Regions from separate parts of the Mus musculus genome. Here region 2 is linked to region 1. Evidence: chromatin contacts called from ENCODE Hi-C or POLR2A ChIA-PET data. All regions are on one chromosome and are shown on one strand. The core of a region is the stretch at or near the end of the contact, and the rest is flanking DNA. Distances in the headings are between cores, read along the strand shown. Region 1 holds the start of Irf1 (interferon regulatory factor 1). Region 2 holds the start of Pdlim4 (PDZ and LIM domain 4).

Region 1 (5,010 bases), core at 1,430-3,929:
AGCTAACATCACAGATGGTTGTGAGAAGCCCAGTGTGGGTGTTGAGAGTCCACTCAGGTCATCTGCAAGAGCAGCGAGTTGCTTCTTTCTCATTGTGCTTTTCCCCAGCCCCAGGGGAACGCCAAAAGCACAAGATACCAACCAAGCTTTCAGACTCAGCGCTACAGCCTGTGTTCCCCGCTTTTCTAAGAACAACTGAGGGAGCGGGAAGTGGGGTGGGAAGACAGAGGGTTTGAGCCTAGCTGAAGATGTAGCTCAGTTGGCATAGCGCTTGCCCAGCGTGTACAAAGCCTGGGTTCCACCCCCAATGCCAAAAATTCCCAATGAAGCGGTGCATACTTGCATGCTCAACATTTGATAGGTTAAAAGCAAGTTCAGAACTCAAGGTCGGCCTGGGATATGGTGAGCTGTCTCAAAAAAAAAAAAATTAGAAACTGGCTGGGTGGTGTGGTACATGCCTATAATCTCAGCGCTTGGGTGGTAGACACAGATGGAGCTCTATAAGTTTGAGAGTACCCTGGTCTACAAAGCTCTAGGACAGTCAAGGCTACATAGAGAAACCCTGCCTAGACCCTCCCTCCCCCCCCAAAAAAAAACCATAGCCCTATACCCAATCATAGGCATATTATTTATAATTTTAAATCAAGTACCAGGCAAGATGGTGGTACCGACTTGTAATCCCAGCATTAGGAAATAGAAGCAGGAAGATGAGTTGTTTAAGGCTAACCCAGGCTACAGAAGACCCTCTTCCAAAAATAAATAAATAAATAAAAATAAATAAATAAATAAATAAATTTTAAAAAAGGAGAACCCCTAAAGTCAAAGTGGGAAAAACCTCGCATAGAACATTTAAAAGATGAAAATGGTCAGTTTCACTGTTAAATCGTAGCAGTGAGGGTGGGACAGGGACATCTCCTAAGCAGAAGACTGTTAGTGTGTGTGTAGAGACTTTGCTCACAGTGTTGTCTCTATTGGGAAAAGGTGGAAATAACCTAAATGTCCTACAACAGGGTATTTATCTATCGGGTAAATTTTTATTTATCCTTATGACAGAAAACAGGTACCCATCACTAACAAGGCTGCATATGGACATTCCAGGACACAGGCTGACTTTCATTATGTATACCCACACAGTTATTTTGATGTAATTTGTAGTCTCTGGTTGCTTTCAGTAGGGTCTCTGTGGGCTTCAAGAGTTACAAAGTTTCTCTCCCTAATCTCATTTTGAATTTTCCATTGGCTGGTCAGAGTGTCTCCACAGAGCAAGTATACATCTGTTGCACAGAGAGCAGGTGTCAGATTCAGAGTCATGTGATCAGAAGGCCCTGGTCTCTAGTGATTCTCTTAATTTGCGACTTCAAATACCTCCGTATTTATTCTAGAGTCTCAATTCCTCCTTCCAAATCCTCCTGCCACCTTGAATCTCCTAGCTCGTCTATGAGGCAGTGACGTTACAGGTACAATCGTCCATTGATGTGTGTATTACAGCTTGCAACATTCAAACTGGGTGCTGTCCTAGACGGACAGCTAGGGTGAGGAAGGTGACACAAGAGAATGACACGGTAGAGGACTGATGTACTTGTGAGTCAGAAGCTGCGAGGAAGCGAATGAAGAAGCCTGAGGGGCCAGAGTTCGGAGATGGAACATGTATACACTAGCCCAGCCGCTAAGAGAAAGAACAAACTGGCAAGGTTTACTCGTGAACACCAGTTAACCCGCTGCCCTTGCCATCCCCTTGGGACCTGGGTCCCCCCTTAGCCACAATTTCCCTATGCTGCCCAGAACTTCTCCAGAGCCAGGCTTTGGGGACTCAGAAATGACTTCAAGACTATCAGAGAGGAACTCTCTCCCTAGGGCTACGTCGAGGATGGAGAGCTGAAGTAGGTGTCATAGAAGGAACCACGGCCACTTCGGAATTTTATCCACTTCTTTGGTGTTAGGTAGTCCCAAGGAATAAGGGTCGCCTTGGTCACCGCTAGCTAGAACCTCGTGTGGCACAGGAAAGCACACCCGCATCTTGTGCCCATGTAAGCAAACACATCATCTCTCCCCATAAGGACAAGGTGTTCCCCCATCACTTCAGACTAGCAAGTGAGCTATTGACATTTTATGGTTACGGAGTCCTTGAGTCCTTCAACGGCTGGCCCTGCAGAGTCCAGGCTGGGAGTTCCTACTGCCCCGTATTTCCAAGTTAGGCCTTCTGCCTCAATTTCCCAGAGCAGCCAAGTGGCAAGTAAGGCGGTACAGGGACATAATCTCTCCCTTCTTGACACTTCATTACCAGACTGATTTTGAGGGTGATTTAGTCCCGGGGACCCTTCTGGAGAGGGAATCAGGTGTTCTAGAGACATAGGGAGTTAGGTGTCTCCCGTGGAGAAGGGGAAGACCATCATAGGAGCCAGCAGGCTGGGAGTCTGCAGAAAGAGGGGGACGGTCTCGGCTTTCCAAGACAGGCAAGGGGGCAGGGGAGTGGAGTGGAGCAAGGGGCGGGCCCGCGGTAGCCCCGGGGCGGTGGCGCGGGCCCGAGGGGGTGGGGAGCACAGCTGCCTTGTACTTCCCCTTCGCCGCTTAGCTCTACAACAGCCTGATTTCCCCGAAATGATGAGGCCGAGTGGGCCAATGGGCGCGCAGGAGCGGCGCGGCGGGGGCGTGGCCGAGTCCGGGCCGGGGAATCCCGCTAAGTGTTTAGATTTCTTCGCGGCGCCGCGGACTCGCCAGTGCGCACCACTCCTTCGTCGAGGTAGGACGTGCTTTCACAGTCTAAGCCGAACCGAACCGAACCGAACCGAACCGAACCGGGCCGAGTTGCGCCGAGGTCAGCCGAGGTGGCCAGAGGGACCCCAGCATCTCGGGCATCTTTCGCTTCGTGCGCGCATCGCGTACCTACACCGCAACTCCGTGCCTCGCTCTCCGGCACCCTCTGCGAATCGCTCCTGCAGCAAAGGTGAGCTCGCCGGAGCTGCGCGGGCACCGACGGGTGCCGTGGAACAAAAGGCGCACGGGACACCAGGAAGTGGGGGCCAGAGACACCCTGGGTCGCGGTGGCGCGCTGGCTCGGGAGGGCGCTGCAAGCGGGCGGGAGGCGGGCCGCGGCGTGCACCGCCCTCTGGCCGCGCTCGGCGGTCTGCGTGCGCGGAGCCGCTGCGGGGCCTCTTGGTAGCCCAGAGTGGCCGTCGCGCGCACCCGCGAGCAGCGCCGGGGGACTCGGATGTCCGCCTGCGCGCACTTTTGGCGGTCGCAGCTTGGCTCCCAGCTCTTGCTTTCGGACGCGCAGTGTTCGGTGCAGAGGTTGGCTCGCTGCCTTGACTGGCTGGACCGGGTCGTGAACTACTGGGCTTTCGGGAGGAGGTGCCACAGGTGTTGCTTGCGCCACTTCTCTTAACAGCAGGGGAAACCAGGCCGGAAGGGGTTGCGCCCCAGCCTGTATGTTGTGGGCACTGGCTGTCAAGAGGGGACATAGACTGGATTGGAGTGGGTGGGTAGAAGTGCCCGAGATGGAGGTTGACTTGCTTGCTTGCACAGCCTGGAAGGTGCAGGGCTGGGGGTGACAAGCAAAAGTAGTCCCTTCCTTCTTCCAAAGATTGAATTTTGAGAGAAAAGTTCTGTCATTGAGATGTCTGTCTTTTGGCTTTTTTTTTTTTTTTGCACATATATCCTGCAACCATCCATCCATCCAGACTTGCTTGGTTGTTTATTCCTGAGACTGACTGGGAGAGACTGAAAAGAATGGGCAGGTGGCTTTGCCCATGATGCTGGAGAGTTTCATTCTACTTCAGGGTCCCTAATCTATGACCTGGGTACCTGGCTGATGGCAGGAGAGTGGGGGAGGGTAATGACCTGGGTGTGAGGACAGGAGAAGGTAATTGAGCGAGCGGCCTTGGGTGGAGCAGGGCAGTGCCCAGGGTTGTTTAACAGACTCCAAACACAGGCCTCTGTCTTTTCCCTCCAGCCACCATGCCAATCACTCGAATGCGGATGAGACCCTGGCTAGAGATGCAGATTAATTCCAACCAAATCCCAGGGCTGATCTGGATCAATAAAGTGAGTGTTATCCTGCGTATTCCTGCCACTGTTTAATGCATGTTCTCTTGGGGCGCCAAATTTCATGAGTGAACGTTAAGAGAGCAGGAAAATGTATTTCCCAGTGGGTGCTGCATGCCAGAACGTGCAAGGTCTGACTTCTGCCTCCTGCTTCTTCCTTCCTGAAGCTGTGGCCAGCTCACCCTCCTAGTGGTACAGTCCTCAGCACCAAAACTTCTCAGCTTCTGCAGAGCCTGGGTTCCTCTCTCTTCCAAGAGAAACACTGTATACATAAGTCTTACATGGCTCCAGTTGGATAGACAAGACAGACAGAAAAGCAGTCGATAGTGGTTAGGAACGGGACTAGTTACGTAGGAGACCCAAGAAGCCACAGCTGGCATGCATGGCAGTATAGCAGCAGCAGTAGCATTGGTGATAATTAATATGTGCTTGGCACCTTTTTTGATATGTTACCAAATTGTGCATTTTAACCGGCATAGTAATCCTGTGAGATGGGTCTCGCGTAAGGAAACTGAGGCACTTTAAGGTAGATTACAAAGTCATGTAAAAAGTGTGAAACCCAAGACCAACTTGAACCAACTTGATTGAAATAGTATACAGTTAACCAGCAGTAACAAGAGTGGTGGTGGTAAGAGCCTCCTGGATCTTGGGGCTGGTGAGCTTGCTCAGCAGGTAAAGGCACCACCTTCCAGTGAGCCTGAAGGCCTAACTTTGATCCCTAGAGTCCTCTCATGGTAGGAGGTTGGCCTCTGACCTGTACATAAGTGCCCTGGCTTGTATCTCTCTCTCCTCTCTCTCTCTCTCTTTCTCTCTCTCTCTCTCTCTCTCTCACACACACACTCACAATACACGCATAAAAATTTAAAAAACAGAACTAAAAAAAAACTTAACTCATGGTGGCTGTTGTTCCCATACATACTTTTTATTAAAAACAAACAGTCCCCCACCCACCCACCCCCACACATACAC
Region 2 (5,010 bases), core at 949-3,448, 300 kb after region 1:
GGGACTTCCAGTGACAGTCGTGGCATATGACATCTCTACCAGAGGCTAGGCATGCATCAACACTCTTTCCAAGGACTGGCTGCAGGGGAGGTGCTGCTTCCAACACCCGATAGGGTGGGGCCTGGCACATTGTGATGCTTGAAGACCAGTAGTCATTACAGTTTGTCTATAAGGAAGAAGCCCTGCACATTATTCTTGGGGTTCCTAGACACTTCCTGGGCCAAGACTGTAAGCTCCCAGCCCAGCTTAACAATCAGCCACCCACTGTCTGCATGAGGCTGTCCGTTTCTACTGGACTCTGGGTAAGGGAGACTCTGGAAACATAGGAGGGGCTCTGAGAGAACACAGAAAGGATCTACAAGCCCTTTCGTGAGGGCACCCCCACCTATATCACCAACCCCTGTACTCTTGCCCCTGAGGTACCTGCTAGGCAAGTTGTGGCCTGTACCTCCCCAGCTCTGTAAATCTCCCAAATCCCACCCTAACCCAGGCTCAGTTACCCTGGCTCCGTATGTCTGAGCTCCTGCCACATGACTCTGGAGGAAAAAGGGGATTCCTCTCTCCCAAATGGTCCATCAGGGGCCTGCATCTCCTCCCACCAAGTCCCCATCAGTGCCAAACAAGGCCTGGGCAGCCTCTGCTGACGACTGAAGGCCTTTCCCTGTTGGACAGGCAGCCGCGTGGGCAACAGATGTCTTAGCTCTCAGCCGCCTCCAGCAGTCAGCCACGGCCACTGAGCCTGTCAGCGGCCTCACACCCAGGGTGCCTGGCCTGCCGGCTGGCCTAACACCCTCACCGTTCTTTCTTTGTAGATACACAGACCCACCAGGCAGACATAGATGCTCTGCCCCCCCCCCCCCACTTCCCACCCCCAGCGGGGATCTCTAGGGAGAACAAGGAGATGAAAGTCACAGGGATGTGCTGAAGGCATACCTCACTTGGCCCCAGGGACCTAGTGGTAAAGACAGATGTTGGAAGCCTCCTAGGACAGCTGGTCCTGCCTGTCACCCAGGCCCCCATATAGAGGATTCCACAATTCCACACCCACCCAGTGACTACCTCTTCCCAAGAACTGAAAAAGAAATCTCGAAAGCTTAGCCCAGCCTTCAGGGCCAGAAGAAGCAGCAAAGTGGTTCTCCAGTCCCCCGACACACTTCCCCAAAGACTCAAGCAGCCTCTGTGGGGTGAAGGGATGTCCACATCTGTCCCCTCCTTCTGGACCCAGAGCCACTAAGGGCAGAGCCTGGGTTCTCTTCTCTTTTGGCTCCAAGGCTGGGGAATCCCTGCCTCAGGCCGGAGCTCCTCCCTGCTCTATCTTCAGACCAACTCCCTCTCCAGGGCTGTGCCCCCTCCTCTTTGCCTCTGCCTTAGATCTAGGAGCAGGGTATGATCCTGGGACCCGTGGGGAACTGGGCTGAGGCTGTCCTGGTCCATGGCTTTGTGTTGGTTTGTAAGGAGGGGGAACCATGCCTCATTGTCTCCCCCTTGCCTGGAAGCTAACAGTCCCTCTTGGTCACTTCCCCCAGAGTGACTGAGGCCAGAGAGGAGAAACTGAAGTTCAGAGTGGGGAAGTGGGTGGACTTCCGAGGACAGCAAGACCCTCCTAAGGCCACCCGGACCTTTAACAGGGGAAGTGGGTTTTCAGTTACTTTGCCCCAAAACTTCAGGCAGGGTTGGATCTGAGGAGTTTCTGGGCCTCTGTAGAGCTGTCCAGACTCCTGGCCCATGTCTGAGGGTTCTTCCCTGGCCCACAGCAACTTCCCCTAAAGAAACTTAGCAGCGGGAAGTTGGTGTATGAACTCTTGGGGATTCTCACCACCAAACGGGGCAGGCAGGCTGTGCGGGAAGCGGGGTGGGACTGTGTTGCCCTGCTGGAACCCCCCTTCACATTATGTGGGTCACCAAGACCAACACTCTGCTTTCAAGCTTTCGACACGTCGAGGATCTGGGTCCTGGGTCTACTACAAGGACAAGGTCTAAGCCCCGGGACTACCCCGCTGCCCCGCGGGGGTCGGACTCACCCGCGAGATGGTGAGGGGAGCACTGAAGTCCCGGCCGCCCACCAGGCGGAAGCCCCAGGGTGAAGGGCCGCGCAGGGTCACCGAGTGGGTCATCGCGGGCCGGAGCTGCAGCCAGAGCTGGAGCCGGACACGGAGGAGTCGCCGCCGCTGTTGCCGCCGCCTGGCCGCCGCGCCCCGCCCCCGGGCTGCCCGCCCCCGATCCCCCCTCCGTTCGTGCCCGCGCCCCGCGCGCACACCGATTGGTCCCGCGGACTCCCGACCCTCCCACTTTGGGGGCTCCGAGGACCCGCCCCTCACTTTCCCAGGCTAAACCCCGCACCCCCCACCCGCTTATTGAAGCCCCCAGAATAGGGTCCGCTTGGATGTCTGAGTTCTGCCTGGCTGAGGAGCCGAGCAGGCTGTGGAAACTCAGACACTAGGCACCGGCCCTTTGAAGTCGCTTTTACGGGCCGGTGCTCTAGCCCGGGGAGGGATGCAGGACTGCGGTGGCTCTGATGGGGGATGGGGCCGTGCCTTGTTCCCAAACCACTTCCACGTTCTGGCGGGCCAACCTGCCTCCCCACCTTTCAGCGCATGGAACCCTCTGAACACCGGCACACTTAGAACCTTGGGCTTGAGAAGCCCTGGACTAGGGACACAGACCCAAGACAGCAGCAGGCCATGGATCTATTTGGTGGGCTACGGGGGGCGTGGGTGCAGTAGAAATAGAAAGGTGCCCAAACTAGTTTGCAAAGGCAAAGCTGATCTCCTAGAGGAGTTGACCTTTTTCTGGCATCTAGAAGCAAGGCGCATGTTTTTTTTTTCCAGGTACCCCACCCCCCACCCTCGGCTTCTTGGGCCTTGTCTTGTTTCCATCTCCCTTCAGGTCATCTTGTCTGCCAGGGGTGTTGTATCTCTTAGCTTTCTGGAAAGGAGAGCAGGCTGGAGCAGTGCCTGTCTCCCAGTGGAGGAGCAGAAGTATTTGGAGCTCGCCCCCACCCCACTCTCCAGGGCTCCTCTCTTCCCCAAGTCTTCACTTCCAACCACTGTGTGCCCGGATGTCCTTTAACAGCTTCTGGAGGTACAATGGTTTGGCCAGACTACTCTCTGGGTACCTCAGTCTGACCACATCAGCCATCAATTGCTTCTCCATACCCAGAGGAGGCAAGATCCTAGTTAGTCAATATTCTTGGCAACCCTGTGTTCTCTCTTACCCTGTTGTGACATGTGACACGTGAGTGACTCGGACTGTGTGTGTGTGATGCTGATGCTCACAGGGTAAGAGATGAGAGGGACCACTGAATCTCCTACATCTGGAAAAGAGAAGAACTGTCAGAGAGCTACAATGTAGGGGTGTCTGTCCTGATGTCTTCCTGGTGACAAAGAGTAGGACAACTTGAGAGGTACCAAGTAGGAGATCCCAGGCCGCTTGAGAGGTACCAAGTAGGAGGTCCCAGGCCGGGATGTCCTCCTGGTAGGGAGGGTGCTGCTATCCCCTCAGGTGGGAGAGGAGTGACATGGATTGAGTGTGTGACACGGATGCATGCTTGAGTGTGTGGAGAGTGAGAGGGACACACAGATGTTGGGCTCGCAATACTGTGTGGCAGAGGTTTGTGCTCGGCTTCATGCAAACAGGGGTCCCACATTGACAGGCATATGGGAAGGACCGACAGAATGGTCCCTGCATGGTCTCTGGGGGCTGGCAACCAGATGCTCCCAGCCATTGGATCCTTCTAAGTGGAGTAGAAGGGGTTCAACCACCAACCACTGGTTGTCCTGAGGGTTGAATGTAGAGCATGGGCCGTGGTCAGAGACCTCTCATCTGGACCCTCAAGAGCCACAGTATATGTGACAGCAATGAACCTTGCTGCAGGGGAGGTGGGGAGTGGTGGGGAGACGAACATAGTTCTTCAGGAATCTGTGGAAACTCCCTTTCCAATGCACCTCATAGTGGATTCTGGGAACTTTTTTTCCCAGATGTTCTTGTTTCTCTCGATTGATTTGCACCTCCCCAAGACTTGTCTTTCCCATCTTGAATACTCACATTACTTTCTTGGAGGAGGGCCTTCCTGAGGATGACCTCGCTGCCATCTTTCTTCAGAGGCTTCTCTCACGGGGTTGGAGATGAGGGGGGAGTGGGGAGGATGGTTCTAGATTCTGCTATATCAGCATTGTGCAGAGCCTGGGCAGGTTAGAAGGATGCACGATAGATATCCAGGCCTGTGGCTGTCATCATCCACGTGGGCTCTTGGTGACATCCCTGACCTGAAAGCATCAGCAGCCCACCTTTAAAAGCACCTTCCTATAGGAGAGAGGCCTGGGTAGGCTGTGGTCCTGGAGGGTAGGGGTAGTCCTTAGCAGTGTGGCTACTTCTGAGTTAACTTGAGGTTGGAGCAGTAGGTCAACTCAGTGTCAGGTCATATGGCCCCTCCAACACGACTAAGGCTTTGTAGGCTTAAGCTGAAGGCTTTGTAGTTCCCTTCCTGTCTTGATGGCTTTGGTCCTGGAGGATTGCTGTGTTGAATCTTTATGGTGGTGATGTAGCAAGTCACGAGGCTGCTGTCCAAGCTAGAGGCTTGCTTCAGGTGGGGATGGGTGGTGGCTGGTCATGGCTCACCTCTACCCTAGTGGCCTTCATATGTCTTCAGGCACATGGACTGCTGAGTGTAAGCAGACTGCTCATTTCAAACCTTCCCCATTCACTCATCAAAAATGTATTGAGTGGCCGGCCTTCATATGCCAAGGCTTGGGGCTGCCAAGGTCTAGGATTGAGGCACCATAGGGCAAGAACTGTGTCTGTCTCACTTTCTCCAGCACCCAACAGAGAACTTGGGTATTCATATTTGCTATTAACAATGTCAGAACTGATATGGGAGTCATTATCCTAGCTTAGACCTTGGCCATGATTCAGAAAGAGCAGAGGAGGGTATGAGGGAGCTCGGCAGAATGCTGCCTTAGAGACCACACTTAGGGGCCTTGTCCTTCTAAGGAGCCCCAAGTAGTTCAGGGC

What was found. A loop is a pair of places that touch in the nucleus more often than their neighbours do. ChIA-PET counts read pairs that join two places held with the same protein, here RNA polymerase II (POLR2A).
Region 2: a loop to region 1 is called in a map of Patski, with 2.6 times the contacts of the local background. The contact joins the promoter of Pdlim4 here to the promoter of Irf1 in region 1. A Hi-C loop is called at or near these places in 1 of 37 maps with a recorded cell type or tissue (Patski). POLR2A ChIA-PET finds 5 or more read pairs at or near these places in 2 of 5 experiments (Patski and embryonic stem cell).

The regions. Positions count from the first base shown.
Region 1 is chr11:53,767,335-53,772,344 of GRCm38, forward strand. Irf1 (interferon regulatory factor 1) reads left to right here and starts at 2,680. Exons shown (of 10, transcript NM_008390.2): 1 at 2,680-2,944; 2 at 3,950-4,041. The coding sequence starts at 3,955.
Region 2 is chr11:54,066,819-54,071,828 of GRCm38, forward strand. Pdlim4 (PDZ and LIM domain 4) reads right to left here and starts at 2,199. Exons shown (of 7, transcript NM_019417.3): 1 at 2,022-2,199. The coding sequence starts at 2,114.